2 separate regions of the Homo sapiens genome follow, and region 1 is linked to region 2. The links are chromatin contacts, found by Hi-C or POLR2A ChIA-PET in ENCODE. All regions are on one chromosome and are shown on one strand. Each heading gives the region's core, a stretch centred on a gene start or an enhancer-like site at or near the end of the contact. The rest is flanking DNA. Distances are from core to core; before and after follow the strand shown.

What was found. Hi-C counts contacts between places; a loop is a spot of excess contacts on that map. ChIA-PET counts read pairs that join two places held with the same protein, here RNA polymerase II (POLR2A). Pooled maps may share reads with other maps.
Region 1: a map of heart left ventricle shows a loop between it and region 2 (3-fold over the local background). The contact joins the enhancer-like site here to the promoter of LINC02352 in region 2. A Hi-C loop is called at or near these places in 19 of 168 maps with a recorded cell type or tissue (HepG2, IMR-90, OCI-LY7 and 9 more), 8 of 37 single-sample maps with no recorded cell type and 13 of 50 pooled maps. POLR2A ChIA-PET finds 5 or more read pairs at or near these places in 16 of 52 experiments (B cell, CD4-positive, alpha-beta memory T cell, GM10248 and 10 more).

Annotation. Positions count from the first base shown.
Region 1 is chr15:31,300,438-31,306,341 of GRCh38, reverse strand. No RefSeq gene overlaps it. Among named protein-coding and RNA genes, the nearest start is that of KLF13, 23 kb to the left of the region's middle. RefSeq lists enhancers at 1-2,755, 2,850-3,152, 3,389-4,071. Within about 2 kb of position 2,846, at least 4 of the 41 ENCODE cell types and tissues checked have a DNase peak (open chromatin) inside an H3K27ac peak, as active enhancers do; they include OCI-LY7, where a contact is called at or near this core.
Region 2 is chr15:31,214,297-31,220,298 of GRCh38, reverse strand. It overlaps LINC02352 (long intergenic non-protein coding RNA 2352), which reads right to left and starts at 4,278. Exons shown (of 2, transcript NR_135834.1): 1 at 4,262-4,278. It overlaps LOC124903454 (a long non-coding RNA gene), which reads right to left and starts at 3,985. Exons shown (of 2, transcript XR_007064556.1): 1 at 3,170-3,985; 2 at 773-1,010.

The DNA of each region.
Region 1 (5,904 bases), core at 1,597-4,096, 87 kb before region 2:
TGGGGGAGAGCCTCAGGGGCAGAAGGACTGTGCATCCCAAGGCCCCAATGGGGTGGCCGGTGACTGGTTCCAGGAGAGCCTGGCTGGTGTGAGGAGGGCCAGTCTGCGGGCTCCTGGTGCACAAGGCTTGCATGCTTGAATGGGGCTTGGAGAACAGGTCAAGGGTCCAGGCCCTCTGGGCGGGGCAGGTGCCCCAGGGCTGGGCCTGTGTGCCCTTAGGAAAGGGCCTGACAGGGGCCTGGAGACTCAGGGTCCATCCCGACCCCACCCCACCAGCCCAGATGGCTATTTGGCATGTTGCTGAGTTTTTCTGAGCATCTGTGTGCTTATCTGTAAAACCAGCATCGGAATAAGCTCCATTTTAGGGCCACGGTGAGACGAAATAAAATAATCCAGATAAAATGTTGAGTTCAGTGTTCAGCATGTACTAGGCTCACAATGGATGATATCAACGGACAGCAATTTGCAAAAATTTCCAAACTTAGAAATGCAGATACTAATTTCCCAATAATGCTACTTCTAGGAGTTTATTCTACACATATTCCCACATGTGCAAAATGACATATGTTCAAGGTTATTTTTCACAGATTTGTGATGACCAGAGATTGGAAACAGCCCAACTGTCCATCTAGAGAGCCTGGTTAAATAGATGATGGTCTGTCCATCCATGTCACAGAGTAGTCTGCAAATGAAACAAGAACGGGGTGCCCTTTGTGCACTGACACAGGGATCTGACCTCACAAGGAGACACAAAGGAAGGACCCCTGCACAGCCAGTGCCTGTGGCCCAGAGTCGGTGTCCTATGAAAGGAATGGGGCCAGTATCTTGGGGACCCAGGCAGCCTGCTGGGCAGGGACAGAAGGTCCACTGGGCCCAGGGAAAAGGTTGGGGCAGCAGGAAGGGCAGTGTGCCCATTTCTCTCTCTCTCCTTTCTTCTCTCTCTCTCTCTCTCTCTCTCTCACACACACACACACACACACACACACACACACACACACACACAGAGAGAGACTTGGAGATAGAGACTTTCTCCTGCAAAAACAGACCATCTTGGGCAAGGTGGAGCACACAGCTCTGTAGGCTAGAATAACACAACCAGTCACCATAGCAACAACAGGGAGTTGTAATTTTCAGACTGTGAGCTGCGCCAGAACCCAGGGAGAGGATGCAGGCCACCAGCAGGGCTCCCTCCGGGCAGGTGTCTCTGTAACCCGGGGAATGGAGGCCTCAGCCACCTAACCTGTAAAAGTAGGATCTGATCCGCACACCGCTGCCCTGTGATGCCTTGGAGGAGAAATTGAGAAAGGCTAGGAGCTTTGAAGCAGGCTGAGGGCTCTCCAAAGCGTGAAGGCTGTTAGCCTCTCCCAGCACGCCCAGCGGGGATGCCTGGTCCCCTTCTCTGCTCCCGAATGCCCTCATTAGAGACGCCTGTGTGCAGCCCTGAATTTCTATCATAAAAGCATCTTTCAAATGAATAAATAATGACTAGAGAAAAGGAAGAAAGCAGATTGCATTTCATTGGGCAGGAAAGTTGCTTGGTCTCTCGGGGCTATTTGGCCAAGCTGCCCACAGGTGCCCACTGCGTGAACACAGGTGTGAGTCCCCACCAGATGCTGTTCATTGCTTTCTAAGTACCCTCGCCCCCACCTCCACCCCAACCCCAGCCCCATCCCAGCCCTTCCAGCTTGCAAAGTCATTCTATCATGGCTGTCTCTCCAAAAAAGAGCCATTTCCCAGGAAGGCACCACCCTGACCACTGGCCTTGTCCCGTGGCATGAAGCCAGCGTCACTCTGGACATTGCTGGCTGAGCTGGTTGGACTATGACTGTGGTGGCCAGCACCTCCCAGGCCTGACCCTGCAGAGAAAGGCCGAAGATGAACTCTGACCCCTGGGTGCAGCCACCCCAGCCAGCCCAGCCAGGCCCAGCGGGCAGCACCCCTCTGTCCCCATGGGCCTGGGATGCAGTGTCCCATTTTCCCTGGTGAGACTGGCCTTGTGGGCTATACAGGGGGCAGGAACTAGCAAGGCTATTCAGGGCCTCACCGAGGGGAAGGGCCACTGTCTCCATGGCTGCCAATTTCTGGCGACGTCCCCAGTGGTCTTCCTCCTGCAGGTTCTCAGGCGGTGCCCTCCCACTCCAGGCTGTGCCTGGCTGGGGGGTGGGGGTGCAGGCCAGGCTGGCTCCGGCTCCCACTCACACTAGTGCTACAGGGCTATGGTCCCATCCCTTAGCTGGGCTAGAAACGGAGAGGCGCTAGGCTTGGGGCTTGGGGAAGGGTCCATCTTCAATAGCTTAGTTCTCAAACTGTGTTCTGGGGTGGGCAGGGAGGGTGAGCCACACTCCACAGGCAATGGTGAGTGCTTGAAAACGCCTTTTACAAACTAGTGAAAACAAACACAGGAGTATGCTGAATAGCACACATCATCCCATGACGTTTGAAGGCAGAGCAACATCTCTTGCAGGCAGCTCTGCAGGGGGCCCTCTTGGGCCTTATCACTCTCAGTTGGTGGTAGACAAAAGTCTGAGACCCCCATCGCATGAATTTGTGTTCCTGTCACTTTTCACATGCATTCATGCTGGTGCATGATCTCTAATCTTTATAGGAGTCATTTTATCTCCTTTGGAGGGATTTGGGAGTGAGGAGTTGAGAGGCAAGGCTTTAAAGGAGCTTGAGGTCACCTCCCCTCACCCACTCCCAGGTGGAGTCAGCCCCTGAAGCCCCTCTTCCAGCCAGGTAGGCCTGGTTGTGGCTCGTGGCTCCGGGAAGGGAAGGCTGTGTGGGCGGGGTGGTTGTGTGGGCGGGGTGATTCCTCTTGGCTTGGCTCAGGGGCCCAGCGCTGTCCCAATCTTGTTTGGGGTGTGGTCTCTTTTATGCTGTATAATGACTCAAAAAAAAAAAAAAAAAAAAAGACCTTGTTCTTGAACAAACCAAGAATATCTGTCCCAGCATAATGACAGAAATATTGTGACAAATTAAGCATCTGTCATTGAGCTATCAGGCTCTATTTTAGGTTAAACCTGCTTAGAGATTACGCTCCTTTCAGCTCAGTGCTGCCTCCCACTGTGCCCTGTAGGCACTCTGAGGCTCTGGGGACAATTGTTGGGCCTCACCGGGCCCCAGTGGCTCCGTCTGAGATTCAAGGGGGTGGGCTTAGCCCCTGCTCAGACACTTGCGGCACATCCAGCCAGCCTAGGGAAATTTCATCTACTTCTCCACAGTCCCCATCCCCTCTTCGGCACCCCCATCTCCCACCTAGGTCCTAACGGCATGTGGCACTCAGCGAGCTCCAACTCTCGCTGGACAGTGGGAGTTGTAAAGGGAGCAAGGTGCCCCTGCTTGTCCCTGGCAGAGAGAGCCCAGGGACCCCACGAGGGGTCTAGAGGTCTAGAAACAGGCATGCACCATCTCCTTTCTGGGCCAGGGCCGGAGGGACACACACAAGGCAGCTGAGGGGGTCGAGGTCACCTTCAGGCCACTTGGGGATGGTCTGGAGCCTGTCCTGCTGTGTCCCTCAGCCCCCTCCGTGCCTGGAACTGGCCCTACCCCAGCAGCCCCCCATTCCTAGAGGAGACTCCAGTGACTCGATTTCTCCAAGGATCTCTGTATTTGCAGTGCTTAGTACTTTATCTCCCCCACCGGTCTCAACTTCACAGAAGAGACAACTGCCACAGAGAGGCGACCTGCGTGTGCTTCCCCAGCCACTTCTAACCTGCCGACCTCATGCCCTCTTCCCTAGCCTGCAGGTCCTCTGCCAGCCACACCTGGGGCCATGACGTCCCCTCTCAGGGAAGAGCCAGGGACTCCTGCTCTACAGAAGCTCACCCCTGGGTGGCTTGGACTCATAGCCAGGCCAGGGAGTGCGGAGTGGCCCCCCAGCCAGACGCCACATTGCATTTTGCAGAATGCGCCATTCCGCACGGCCCCCGCACACGCTGCTCCCTGGCCTGGAATACATCCTTGAGCATCCTTTTTCTGCTCTGGGAGCCTTCTCTGCCCACACACTCTCCTGGCAGCCTGGGCACTGTGCAGTTATTTAGGGCTGTTCCTGTTCGTTTGCCTCCTCGGCTTCCTACCAGACTGTGAGCTTCTTGGGGGCTGGTCTGGACTCAGGGGACCCAAGATGGGCCTCATGGTGTCCAGGGAGGGTGTGCAGACCTCCCTCTGTCCCACAGTTCCCACTGGTCCCCTCTATGCATACAGAAAGGTCCAGATGGCGGAGAATGTTCCAGGCCCAGAAGCATCTCTTCAATGATCCCTTCCTGAGTAGGGGTGTCCATAAGGTGCTGTCCCCTAAGTTCCCAGAGCCCCTCACGGCTGGGGCCTTTCTCCACGGGTCTGGGAAAATCAGTCTCAGCAACCAATTGCACCTAATTATTTACAGGACTGAAATGGGTTAGAAATCTTGCAAGATTCAGGCCCAGTAGAAAGGCCCTTTTGCATTTTTAAAAAATCTCAATGCAAATCCAATGCAAAAAAAAAATAAAAATATCTGAGGGTGTTTCTTAAATTAAGTTTGACACGTTACTGTGTCATTCAAAAAAAAAAATAACCAAAACAGGCCTTTCCTGGATTTGTTTCTTAAACATTTCTGTGAACGAGAAGCAATTTCCCTGCCAGCCCCTCACTCCAGATGGCCTAATCCCCTCGGGACCTGCTTCAGGCCCGATAACATCTCTTGGTGAGCTGGTCACAGTAAGGCCCTGCACTCACTTCTCGGCAGGGTCCCCAAGGGACCTCGCCACTGGGCAGCCGTGGCAGATGGGCTGTCCCTGCCTGCCCACACACAGCAGCCATCCCCACGAAGCAGGGGATGGTCCCTGCTGGCTGAAGGATGGCTGTTTTTCTCAGATCCAGGCCAAGTCACTCGGGCAAAAGGTCTGTTCCTTCCTACTGAATGCTCTGTTTGTAGCAATGCTAGGGCAACCCAAAGAGGACGGACTCTGTAGAGAGCCCATTGACACCACCCTTATCTGCCAAGGGAGGAGCTGAGGAGGGGCTTCCTGCCCAGCATCGCCAAGGGTGTTCCTGAGAGCCGGGCTGGACACCAGGGCCCTGCCCTTGCCCCACACAGGCTGCAGGGGAGCTGTGCAGGGCTGCACAAGTGTGCGTTCTCAAGGTGAACAAAGGCAGTGGGGGTGGGGAGGGGCAGGGAAGGGAGAGTCAATGCCATCCCTGGTCCAGATGGGAGAAGGTCCCAGCTCAGGAGAGCCCCCACCCCCACCCAGCTCTGGGAAACTCTGAGGCATCCCACACAGGGCCCTCCAGACGTGACTTCCCGGCTGCTGCCCACCAACTGTTCCCCACGGCTGCCCAGCTGCGCCTGCACGAGGCGCCCAGCCAGCCCAGCCAGCACCGAGGGGTCGATGTTTGGGGGCTTCAGGAGCCACATTTTTATACAGGCTGAAAATAGAGTTGGAGACTTTTAATTTTGCCGATTAAGGATGTTGTCATAAAAACAATCTCTAGGCACTATAATAATTTCATTTAAAAAGGATGTTTTAACATTTCAAAAAACTCATATTAAAAATAATAGAAACATTCAGCATTACAGACATGGGCAAAGCTGTCCTCTTTTTTCTCATTTCACCCAGGACCAGGGAGCTCTGTTAGGAATCCCAAGGCAGGCTGAGTTGGTCCAACCGGTGGCCTGGCGGTCCCAGGGTACCCCACAGGCCCTACTAGTTGGGGACTGACAGCCAGGCCTCCGCTGAAAGTTTCCTGTTCCCCAGACACAGCCTCCAGGGGTCCTGGGTGACCCCTGAAGAAGCCTGGCCAGCCCAGGTGTTTCCTGGAGAGCGCCTGGCCCCAGGCCCTGGAGGGGTTGGGCGGGGTGGATCCTCCCTCCGCGACCTGGCATCTCTGGCTTCCAGGGCTGGCACTGCTGGCCAGGACTGCCCCAGA
Region 2 (6,002 bases), core at 3,029-5,528:
TGGCACCAGGGACCAGTTTCATGGAAGACAATTTTTCCACAGACACAGGCTGAGCGGGGGATGGTTTCAGGGTGAACCTGTTCCACCTCAGATCATCAGGCATTAAGAGTCTTTTAAGGAATGTGCAACCTAGATCCCTCATACGCACAGTTCACAGTAGGGTTTGTGCTCCTATGAGAATCTAATGTCGCTGCTGGTCTGACAGGAGGCGGAGCTCAGGTGGTCATGCTCCCGCGCCTGCTACTCATCTTCTGCTATGTAGCCTGGTTCTTAACAAACCACAGACAGGGAATAGTCTGCAGCCCCGGGTTTGGGGACCACTGCTCTAGGTTGAAAGCCGCTCCAAATAAAATAAAGAGACAAGTGACTGATTACAAGATGTTTGCAAGATATATAATAGTCAAAAGGTTAATATACTTAATATATAACATTCCTGGAGTCATAACATTTTAAGACAAAGAACCTTAAAATACAGGCAGATAATAGAAGCTAAATGACAAGTATCTACATGCATGAAAACGAATCAACCTCTGAATTAGTTAGGGTAAAGCTCACCTGCTCTAACAAAGAGGCCTGATGATACAGAGGCTAGAAGAATAAACAGATTTGTTTCTGTATTAGGTTCTCCAGAGAACAGAACCAATAGGAGAAACACACACACACACACACATATATATATGATAAGTATGTGTATATTTATCTAATATATATTATAGATCTATATTAGACATTACATAGGCTATATATATACACAGACACACATGCACACACATTTATTTTAAGGAATTTTGAAGAATTTATTTTAGGGAACTGTTGTAAGGGATTCATTTTAAGGAATTGGCTTCTGCGGTTGTGGAGGCTTGGCAAATCCAAAATCTGCAGAGTAAGCCGGTAGGCTGGAGACCGATATTACAAGTTGGAGTTCACAAGCAGTTGGCCAGCAGAATTCCTCCTTGCTCAGAGCAGGTCAGTCTCTTTTCTCTTAAGGTCTTCAACTGATGGGATGAGATCTGCCCACATTGTGGAGAATAATCTGCTTTACTCAAAATCTTCTGATTTAAATGCTAATCTTATCTTAAAAAGTACTTTCACCGGTTGTGGTAGCTCAGGCCTGTAATCCCAGCACTTTGGGAAGCCAAGGTGGGCAGATCACTTCAGGTCAGGAGACCAGCCTGGCCAACATGGTGAAACCCCATCTCTACTAAAAATACAAAAATTAGCCAGGCATGGTGGCACATGCCTGTAATCCCAGCTACTTGGGAGGCTGAGGCACGAGAATCACTTGAACCTGGGAGGTGGAGGTTGCAGTGAGCCAAGATTGTGCCACCGCACTCCAGCCTGGGCAACAGAGTGAGACTGTCTCAATCAATCAATCAATTAATCAATACCTTCATAAAAACATCTAGAATAGTGTCTAATCAAATATCTGAGCGATGTAGCCAGATATTTAAGTTAACACATAAAATGTGCCATCCCTCTTTCTTTCTCAGGTTATGGATCTGAGCTGAGCAGCAGCTCTGCTCCTCCTGGTCCCCCCAAACCCCAGGACCCTTCTCTCCTGCTGCTCGCCTCCCCTTGGGCACTGCCACAGCCAGATTCTAGGCAGCTTGGAGGCCGAGGTACAGAAGAGGCTCCTATCACAGGCCTGCTCTTACTCTGTCACTGAGAACTTGGTCCTGTGGACAAGCCTAACTGTAAAGCAGGCTGGAATTGTAGTTGAGCTCAGCAGCTGCTGCCCAGCCACAGATCTGTTGGGTTGGAAGAAAAGGAACATGGATTGTTTTTTCCCTTTAGTGGAGGTGAGGTCTTGCTATGTTGCCCAGGTTGGCTTGAATTCCTGAGTTCAAGCGATCTTCCTACCTTAGCCTCCCAAAGTGCTAGGATTACAGGCATGAGCAAACCAAGAAGTCTCTACCCAACCTCCCTGTTAAAAAGGAAATGTAAACTAAATCCATGAACTACTTTCTTTTTTTTTGCTTATCAGATTGGCAAAAATTAAAAGTTTGTAATCAGTTGTATGTATCAGACAGGAGGGTTCTTAACCCATAGTAACAACTACAGAAAAAGATCTTATTTTGGAGGGCACTCCGAATCTTGAGGATGCAGGAGGAACAGGCTTGGAAAATGAGCAGGTGTCAAGAGGCCTCCCTAGGTCAATGGCAGAAGCAGGCTTGCTTGGACACTTTGGCCATGGGACATGATGCCACAGCTGGACAGAGTCATGGCCAGGCAATGCCACTAGCACCCCCATTGGACATTCTCTGCCTGTCCCAGGTCTGCAGATGCAGGGCCCTGGGGTTCTCTGCCCAAATGTCACCGTGCCCATTACCAGGGCCATCTGGGCCTGTTGAAGCTTCCCTCTTCCTCACTCTATGACCTGAAGGGGATGGAGGGTCCTTTTCTGGTGGGGTGGGGGTGGGGGTTGGGGAGGTGGAGGTCCAGTATGGAGCTTGAACCGGCAGGCTGGTGTAAGGTCCCCACTCTTTTGGAGGGTTTTACTAATGTCTCTAGGAATCTCAAACACACGGCCAGGCGCGGTGGCTCACGCTTGTAATCCCAGAACTTTGGGAGGCCGAGGCGGGTGGATCACAATGTGAGGAGTTCAAGACCAGCCTGGCCAACACAGTGAAACCCTATCTCTACTTAAAATACAAAAATCAGCTGGGCATAGTGGCAGGCCTGTAATCCCAGATATTTGGGAGGCTGAGGCAGGAGAACCGCTTGAACCCAGGAGGCGGAGGTTGCAGTGAGCTGAGATCGTGCCACTGCACTCCAGCCTGGGCGACAGAGCTAGACTCCATCTCAGAAAAAAAAAGAAAAAAGAAAAATCTCAATGCCACATAGCCAGTAGTTCCTCTTCTAGGAATCTTCCATTGGTTGCAGAAAAGAACATATTCTTAGTGTAAACAGTAATTCATGGAATAATACGCATATAAAAGTGGGAGGCCTCGTTGTTAACCTTATGAGCTCTGGAGTCAGGCTCAAATTCTGACTTCTGTACTTAGTAGCTGTGTGATCCTGGGCAGGCTACTTAACCTCTCTGTGCCTTAGGCGCCTCATCTGAAAAATGCGAGTAATAGTAATAAACTTTACTGAGGTTCGTGGTGATTAAATTAATATTTGCAAAGTGCTCAGAACTAGATCTTGGCATTTGATGAATACTGATTACCCATTAATTCTTTTTATGATATCCTGACCCCGTTTCTTCCATACAAAGCAGGTTAACATGCATCCGTGCATGTTGGTATGTGCCCAGAACTGTACACACGCACCCATTAACAATGGCTGCCTGGAAGTAGGGGTAAGAAGGAAGTGTGAGTATCCATGTCCCTTTGTGATAGATTTATTTGTGAATTACTGTAACTTCCTACATCAGGCACTGACACTTGTGGACAGGTGGGTAGGTAATAGGTAGTAGCTATACACAGGGGTGAACAAGGACCAAGCAGGCAAAGCCCCTGCCCTGGCACAGGGGACTCTTCCAGGTCTAACTCAGGCAGTGTAAGAACGCCCCAAGGGGCCTGGGATGCCCAGGAGCAGGGAAAGGGACTGAGGACCGGCGCTTCCCAGTGCCAGGCCACGGCACTCAGCATTAGCCACCCTGCTCCTGGAGGTTCTGGGGCCAGATGTCCCCCCAAGTACGCACGGTCATTCAGTGAACAAGTGCTCTCATCTGGAAGCGCACACGCCTCCGGCGGGCTGAACTGTGGAGAGGGTCCAGGCTCCACAGCGAACCGCCTCCCAGCAACCGGGCTCGCCCATCGGAGGCAGAGGTCTGGCAGGAAGGGCTGGGAAGGGCGGGGTCGGTGCGGCCTGACCCCTACACCCCTTAGGCCTGGAGGCGGATGTGCACTTCGCCCATTTCAACATTTCCTCCCCGGCTGGCCTCGGCCCAGGAAAGAGGCAGGGGTGCGGTTTCCCTCCGCCTCTCCCTCAGCCCTTCTCTCCCGCACCCCTCCTCCTCCTCCCACCGCTCCTTCCTCTCCTCCTTTCCCGCACCCCTCCTTTCTTTCTCGCTCATCTCTCTGCCCTCCTTGCCCCCTTCTTCTGCCCCTCCCCCTCCGCCTCCCCCTTCCCCTCCGCCTCCCCCTCCCCCTCCCCGGGTCCTCTCCCTCCCGTTCCCCCGCCTTGCCCTCCTCCTCCTCCTCGCGGCCCCCGCCCCGGAAACCTGGCTCGCCCCGGGAGGCTGAGGTGGGGCGCGCGGGGTGGTTCAGGGGCCCATCCTCTCCGCCTCCCGCGCGCCCCGCCCGACGGCTCGCACCTGCTTGGCGGCGGCCGCTGGATTCTCGGCCTCGGGCTGAGGAGGCAGGAGGGAAAGTGGGTCAGCGCGGGGCCGCGGCAGGGCTGCTGTTGTGCTTGGAAAGGGGCCCGGGGTGCCGGAGGCCTCTCCCAGGCGCGGCGGCAGGAGCGCCCGCGCGTGACACTCCAGGCACAAAGGGGCCGGGCCGCCGCCTGCACTGGGGCTCGGGCGTGCGGGGAGAGGCTGTCGGGCGCCGCACGCATGGACTGTGTTCCCCTTCCCGGCCACGGCTCGGGGCGGCGGGGGCCCGGGGCTCTCCTGTCCCCGAGCGATGTCCCCAAGGCCTAACACCGCGAGCCGGAGCTAGCAGGCGCCCACCACGCCCGCTCTTCGTTCGCCCCACCCGGGCTAGGTCTGGGCGGCTCCCTCCTCCGGACGCTGTCCCCGCCGCCCCGCCCTGCCCCCTGGTGTCAGCCACAGGCCTCAGCAGCCTGGCGTCCTCCTCCTGGGAGCATTTTTCTGACACCTCTGGGGGACCCGGTCCCCTGACCCCTACGCTCATGCGGTCTGCCCAGGTCTTGGGGGGGCGTTGGCTCTGTTTCCGGGAAACCTCCGAGGCTGATACCTGGCAGCAGCCCTGCGGAGGACTGCCCAGCCACTCACCTCCCGACCACCGTGCACCCCAGCAGCTCTGGGACGCCGGGCTCTGTGGGTGGGCTGGGTCGGGCTGCAGACATGGGTCACTGTCCTAGAGCAAGGACTGGCTGCGAGAGCAAGGAGGGGACCAGGCCTTTGAGATGTCAGTCCCCAAGCTCCCCTCTGCTGTCCCCTGCACAGGAGCAGAAGGGCATGGCCTGAGGGTCAGGGTGCCTCAGCTGGCTTCCTGCACTGCCGCACACCTTGTCCTGTGCCCCCCGCCCCCCGCGTGCTAGGACCTCACCGTCCTAACATGCCCAGAACTCTGGCTACTGCTGGAGCTGGGCCTCCTTCCTGGAGAGCCTATCCCCTGGGTCACCTGATGAATGTTTCACCCTGTTCCAGAAGCTTTCCAAATCTCTCGCCAGAATGCCTCTCCAGCCCTTGGCTCCTGTTGCACAATCTGCATCCTTCTGTGCCCACGCCTGGTGCAGGCCTCTTCTCAGGCTCTGGGAGGCTGGCCTCTGTGAACGCTGGGCTGAGCCAGCTTCTGACCCAGGAGGGGCCCAGGGCTGCAACATTCTCACCCTGCTCCAGGTTTGAGAAGGTATTTCCATGGGAAGCTTGTGTCAAATGCGTACCCTTCCTGTGTGTCCTCACGTGTGTGCAGCAGTAACTGCACAAGGCTATAGTCGGCACTGCTGAGCCTGGGGTAGCCCCTGAGCTTGTCTGAACCCAGCTGAGTGGAGCTCGATTGACAGGCAAGTGTTTGGTGTCCCCCTGGCTTGTAGAAGGGCCGATGTTAGCTCCTGAGACCACCATGTGTCTACTGCGAAAGGACAGCTGGACACCTGCAAGCCTCCTACAGATAGGGGAAGGAGGGAATGGGGAGAAGGGGAAAATCAGTAAAATACGACCTTTTCCAGCACCTGGGAGAGAAGGTGCTCTTGCACCAAGAGCCAGACACTGCTCTCCTGGGGGAGGGGGCCATCTTTCCCGGCTTCATCCCTCTCCCTGGCCTGGGAGGGAGGAGGAGACCCCCACTGGGCCATTCCAGGCAGGTGCTCAGCCAGTGGGCACCCTGGTCAAGCAAGCCTGGGTGCTCCAAGGTGAAAGGAACCTTAAA